Regions from separate parts of the Homo sapiens genome. Here region 2 is linked to region 1. Evidence: chromatin contacts called from ENCODE Hi-C or POLR2A ChIA-PET data. All regions are on one chromosome and are shown on one strand. Each heading gives the region's core, a stretch centred on a gene start or an enhancer-like site at or near the end of the contact. The rest is flanking DNA. Distances are from core to core; before and after follow the strand shown. Region 1 holds the start of CDS1 (CDP-diacylglycerol synthase 1). Region 2 overlaps WDFY3 (WD repeat and FYVE domain containing 3).

Region 1 (2,883 bases), core at 260-2,759:
ACATCAAACTCATCAACATCAACTTTCAGGTGGAATCCTCCCCAAATCAGAACTGCCAGCCAGTCTCAGCAACCACATAAACCAGAAGAAAAGGAATCAGGAAACTTAGATTCTAGTTTCAAGAGCCACGAACTTGACCTTGGGCAATCCACCTCACTTCTGTAATTCAAACTGCAATGCCTGCTTCCAAAGTATGCTTCTAGAAACAGTTTACGTGTTTTGGGTTTCTCAAATAAAATGGAATTTTCTAAACAGACGGTTTGATACAACAATCTATTCTCTGGTCCAATTTCCCAAACCATCCAGTCCATAAGATCATAAAACTGCATTTCTTCACAAGTTCTTACTTGCACCACTATATTACCAAACACGCCCGAATTCCTTTTCTAGCTTTAAACAGATAGTAATATCGCATCTACTTATTCTTAAATGTGAAAGAAGAGTAATCTATAGAAAAGGAAGTGAAAAGTCTTCATGAATTAACGTCGGGTTATATGAAATCTACTGGTAGACAGAAGAATTGCACTGTCTGTCGTGTACTCAAAAGAAGCTGGAAGATTACTATTATGTCACGTGCATGATACTCTAAAACCTCCAAAATCTATCATACTGAAAAAGGATGGAGAAAATGTAAGTGCATATGGGGCAGCGCGAGAAGCCAAGCCTCCCGCGTCAGGATCCGATGAAATGATACAGCCGACGGTGGCACGTCTCTAGTCCTTACTAACTTTGTTCCCTCTACTGAAAAGAGAGGTGAGGTGGCAGCTACTAACTGCACTGCAGCCCCTAGGAGGACAGGTTCCCTCCTGATTCCAGCGTCGGCCCCAGATCCTGAAGAAGGGACCGGAAGAGGATGAAGCTAAACTGTAAGCCGGGTTGAGTGGCCCATTTCTCCCGGGCAGCGGCCGCGGTCATCCTGGGAACCTCACCGCCACTGGGATCCCGGGTCCCGACCCCCTCTGGAGAAGGAGGAAGCAGTGCCAGGCAGGGAGGAAGGTGCACCGGCAGCGTGCAGCCTCACCTGACGCTGGACGGGCCCCACCCTTGCTCTCAAGTGTCCCGCTTCCAACCAGGACCCAGCCAGGGCGCGGCGTCCGCCTCTCTCGGCTCCACTTACTTTGTCGCTGGTGCTCTCGGTTTCGTGGTCGCCGCCGGCCGCCTCTCCCTCGCGGTGTGGCGGCGACACCGCTTCCCTGGGGCCGGGGCAGCTTCCCCGGTGCCTCAGCTCCAACATCTTCCGCTCCCGCGCTGCCGTGGCGGCCTCCTCAAGCACCCCGAAACCTGAGCTGCAAGCAGGGTTCTGCAGGCGGGGCGCCCCGCCACCTCGCAGCCGCGCCCTGGAGTCCCGCGGAGCCGCAGCCACTAACGCGGCCCCACCATAGAGCGGCCGCCGCGCCGGTCACCTCCAAAACGGCATCAACGAGAGAGCGCTCGAGGCCGCCTGCAGCGAGCGCGGCTCCGGCGGAGGTCCCGGGCAGGCTCCGGGCGCCAGGCGCGAGCAGAGAAGGCGGAGACGCGGCCTCCGGTTGCCAGGTGCGCGTCTCCACGCAGAGGCCCAGGTAGGAGGAGGAGAAGGGGCGGGGAGAAAAGGAGGACGCTTGACCCGCTTTAGCGCGGCTCTGGGCTCCCGCCGCCGCGCAGGCCCCTCCCGCCCCGCCCCCCGGAGCCGGACTCGGAGCCGGCTTGTCCCGGCCCCGCACACTTCTCCCTGCCCGGGCCTCCCGCACCAGGTCTCGCGCCGCAGGCCCCGCCCCTCTGCGCTGCACTGCGGTTCCCACAGCCCCGCCTCCCCGTGAGGTGACGTCAGGAGCCCGGCCCGCGACCCCGCCCCCGCCTCTGCGTGCTGGCAGGTGGGGGCCTGAGAAAAGGTGGGAGCGGTGGGGCGGGAGGAGGCTGAGGAGCTGGGAGGCGGAGGCGGGGCCAGCGCGGGCTGGAAGTGAGCGTTGAGAACTTGCAGGCTAGTCCCTGGGCCGCTGCGAGGGCTGGAGGAGCTACTCAAAGACGCCCGCTAAATGTTAACAGCGCTCAACACTGCTGCTTCAAACGCCTCCCCGGCCTTGTCAGCTTGACACGCGCGGCGGGTCGGAGGCTCACTGGACCAGAAACTTGTCTGGCAGGACGGACTGGTTGGCCCCGCGGCATTCCAGCCCAGTGTCATCACCTTGAAAACAGGAGATGCTTTTGCCTCACTGGGCGTCCAGAGGTGCGTCGGCCAACAATTCCGATCACAACCGCAGCGCCGTCTCCCAGAAACTCAGTACTGAATCTCACAAAGGTCACCACCTAGGATCCCAACACAGTGTGAGATGCTATGGGACGCCGTTGCCCTCCAGCTAGTCTCTGAGCAGTGGTGGACCTTGGGCTGCCAAAGCGGGAACAGGAAGGGCACAAGATCTGCATTAATTCTAGTCTTAATCCTGTTAGAAGGTGATTAGTTTTCTTGACATGTATCCGCCACCCGGTCATTACTGACAAGCTAACAAATGAAAAAAAGAGAGAAACAAAGAGAAAAAAGAAAAAAGGCGGGCCTTCACACAGGACAAGGTTCAGGAGAGCACCCTTATAGAAATAGATCAACTATGTAAATTCCTCAAGGTCTTTACTGACACGGTAAAAGTAAGTAAAGTGTTGAAAATTTACTAACAAATGAGCAAAACCAAAAGTCAAATTAGGATGCATTGAAAAGCAGAACACAAAGACATCATTTTACCTCACCAAACAGATCTTTGAAGCTGTGCGGTTAGTTTGGGTTGCACGTTTTCAAAAGGATGTCGAGAAACCATAATTTGTTCCTTATGGGGTGGATAACTGAAATGACAGAGAAGATTTGAAAATAAGTCCCTACTGAACAGAGAACTATGGGGTGACTACATTAATAAATTG
Region 2 (2,883 bases), core at 268-2,767, 150 kb before region 1:
ATATCAGGAGGTAAGGACTTATAATCATCATAATGGTTTGTTTTACATTTTTTGTATGTGAAAGGTCTCTGTTTGTCCTGGTATCTTTCTGCCCATTTTAAGGTACTTGCTGGACTGCATTCGTCATCAGATGATGGTTTTAATTATTCCTGCCATCAGCTACTTTGGCTACTGATTTTAGGATGGAAAATTTTAATCTTCTGTCAACAAACTGCATTTCAAAAAGCAACTAACTGAAAATGAGCCCAGCTGAATTCTGTTGACATTCACTACTGATATGTTACATGTCTTTGTTCCTAATAAAAATAAAAATGTAAGAATGAGCCTTCTTTTTCAGGCTTTTAACAAGGAGATTGTGAAAATACGCATCCAAGTCTCTGAGAAGTCTCTTAAAATTGTAAAAAATTACAAGATTGAATGAAATTATTTTTTACTATACTACAAGTGCTTGGTGATTATGTCAGTGAAAAATAAATTTATTGAAATTCTCTTGGTAAATTCATAATTACTCAAAAGCTTATCTTAAATATTTTATTCTCAGATTAGCTATTTTGGATCTATTAAAGGTTTCTGAATGGTTAACTGCTAATATTTTACGGATATAACACTAGATCCTTAGTTTCCCCAACCAAAGAACATATCAGTACTACTGTGATAGATAATTTTTTAATTGTTCACTCAGTAATCTTTACTGTCAGTTATATTTTAGAAATCTTTATTTTTAGATTTAAATTGTATATACTTATATTCCATGAATCATTGGGCAAGTTATTTGTCACTGTCTACTGTTGAAATGTTATATATTTGTCATTTGATAGATAAGAACTTGTACTGTGTCATAATTTCCATTTAAAAAATGGTTTGGATCTATCCCAGTGGCCAGAAGAAAATGGTTTCTCTTTGATTTTTGTATGAACATCAAGTTTCCTCTTAGTGCTGCATGTTTATATTCTTCATCTAAAATCTTTGGAAATGTTTACCTAGTTCACCAGTAATCAAGCCTGTTGGCACTTTTTCTTCATCTGACTTCCTAGAATATCCCCCGTACATGTTGTGGTAGCTATTTTACAGTTTGGTGTATCCTTAAATTACCATATATATTTATTAACGCACATAGGGCTAACCATTTCAATATAATTCATAGTAATATTACCATCTTTCCTGTGCCAGAGAAACAAACTTCTTTCAACTCTCTGTTTCACTATATTGCACACTCTACCCTATCCATGTCTGTCATTTACTTGATGCTTTAAGAAGTCCACCTTCTACAACAAAACCTCTTACTTTAACCATAAACAAATGTAATTTTACTTTTATAATGTTAACTGAAATGGTGTGGATTGTGTTTGTTTCCAAATAATAACTTGATTTTCAGTGACTTGTAGACTTGTTACTGTTACTCCTGCTTTTGCTTGAAAACCGACCTGGACTCTTTCCTGTCAGCGTCAGCAGAATGCCCTGAAGTACGTGACAGAAGAGTGGTGTCAGATCGAGTGCGAGCTGTTGAGGGAGCGGGGGCTGTGGGGCCCTCCCATCGGCTCCCACCTCGACAAGTGGATGCTGGAGATGACAGAAGGGCCCTGCAGGATGAGGAAAAAGATGGTGCGAAATGATATGTTTTATAACCATTACCCTTACGTGCCAGAAACTGAGCAAGAGACAAATGTGGCGGTGAGTATGCAGAATTCAATGATCACAATGGCTCTTTCAAGTTTTTATTTTCCTCTGTAAGCGTTTTTTCTCTATTTAGTCAATTACCTCAAATAGCTAATTTTAAAAATTCAACATACGCTATTAAATTGATAACTTCAGAGTGGAGGTGGAGTGAAAAGATGCAACAGTGCAAGAAGGAGACATCATAATAAAGAGGTTTAGATTACAGACTCCAGAGCCAGACTGCCCAAATTTAAGACCTGACTCTGCCACTTTGCTATTATAGCTGGGTTATGGGTCATTAAACCTCTCTGAGTTTTCATTTTATTATGCCTGAATTGGAGCAAATAATAGTTCCACCTCGTAGGACTGTTAGGAGGATTTAGTTCATTAAAATTAGTTAAGTACTTAGAATAGTGTCTGGTCCAGAATAAGCACTGTATATTAGAACACATGAATCTTCTAAGTAGCTCTGATCATATAAGGTGAGGCAGCTTGAATTGTTCCAATGCCTCTTGTTTTTCTCTGACAAACACCCTGGCTCCATTTATCTTGTACTGATTGGTTTAACCCCAGTCCTGATGCTAATATAGAGCTTAGCATCAACTTAAGTGTCTATCAGCAGAGTAATAGATAAAGAAAATATGCTGTGTATACATAATGGAATAGTATTCAGCCTTAAAAAAATAAGGAAAGCCTGTCATTTGTAACAACGTATAAGAACCTGGAGGACATTATGTTACATGAAATAAACAAGGTACGAAGGACAAATACTACATGATCCATCTCACTTATATGGGGCATCTAAAACAATCAAACTCAGAAACAGAGTAGAATGAAGGTTTCCAGAGGCCAAGAAGTGAGGGGAATAGGGAGATGTTGGTCAAAGGGTACAGTCAGATAAACAGGAGGAAATCATTTTTTGAGATCTATTACATTCCATAGTGACTATAATTGATAATAATCTATTGTACATTTCAAAATTGCTAAGAGTACTTTTCAAACGTTCTTGGCACAAAAATTGTTAGGTATTTGAGGCGATGAATATGTTAATTAGCTTGATTTAATCATTCAAACCATATACATATAGCATTACTTTGTACACCATAAACAATTACAATTTGTCAATTAACAGTAACATTTTTAAAATAATAATATGCGTAGGTCTTAGCTCCTGCTGATAGTTATTAAGATTTTGGAAGATAGCTCTCTAAAGTCTACTTTTCTCAA

Evidence for each region. Hi-C counts contacts between places; a loop is a spot of excess contacts on that map. ChIA-PET counts read pairs that join two places held with the same protein, here RNA polymerase II (POLR2A). Pooled maps may share reads with other maps.
Region 2: a pooled map shows a loop between it and region 1 (4-fold over the local background). The contact joins the enhancer-like site here to the promoter of CDS1 in region 1. A Hi-C loop is called at or near these places in 3 of 168 maps with a recorded cell type or tissue (IMR-90, Right ventricle myocardium inferior and posterior cingulate gyrus) and 8 of 50 pooled maps. POLR2A ChIA-PET finds 5 or more read pairs at or near these places in 4 of 52 experiments (A673, H1, MCF 10A and 1 more).

Annotation. Positions count from the first base shown.
Region 1 is chr4:84,581,753-84,584,635 of GRCh38, reverse strand. It overlaps CDS1 (CDP-diacylglycerol synthase 1), which reads right to left and starts at 1,509. Exons shown (of 13, transcript NM_001263.4): 1 at 1,118-1,509. The coding sequence starts at 1,234. It overlaps LOC102723338 (a long non-coding RNA gene), which reads left to right and starts at 2,415. Exons shown (of 8, transcript XR_007058460.1): 1 at 2,415-2,883. RefSeq lists silencers at 1,553-1,652, 1,693-1,902 and an enhancer at 763-1,716.
Region 2 is chr4:84,732,170-84,735,052 of GRCh38, reverse strand. It overlaps WDFY3 (WD repeat and FYVE domain containing 3), which reads left to right. Exons shown (of 68, transcript NM_014991.6): 43 at 1-10; 44 at 1,444-1,671. Among named protein-coding and RNA genes, the nearest start is that of WDFY3-AS1, 63 kb to the left of the region's middle. Within about 2 kb of position 1,517, at least 3 of the 41 ENCODE cell types and tissues checked have a DNase peak (open chromatin) inside an H3K27ac peak, as active enhancers do.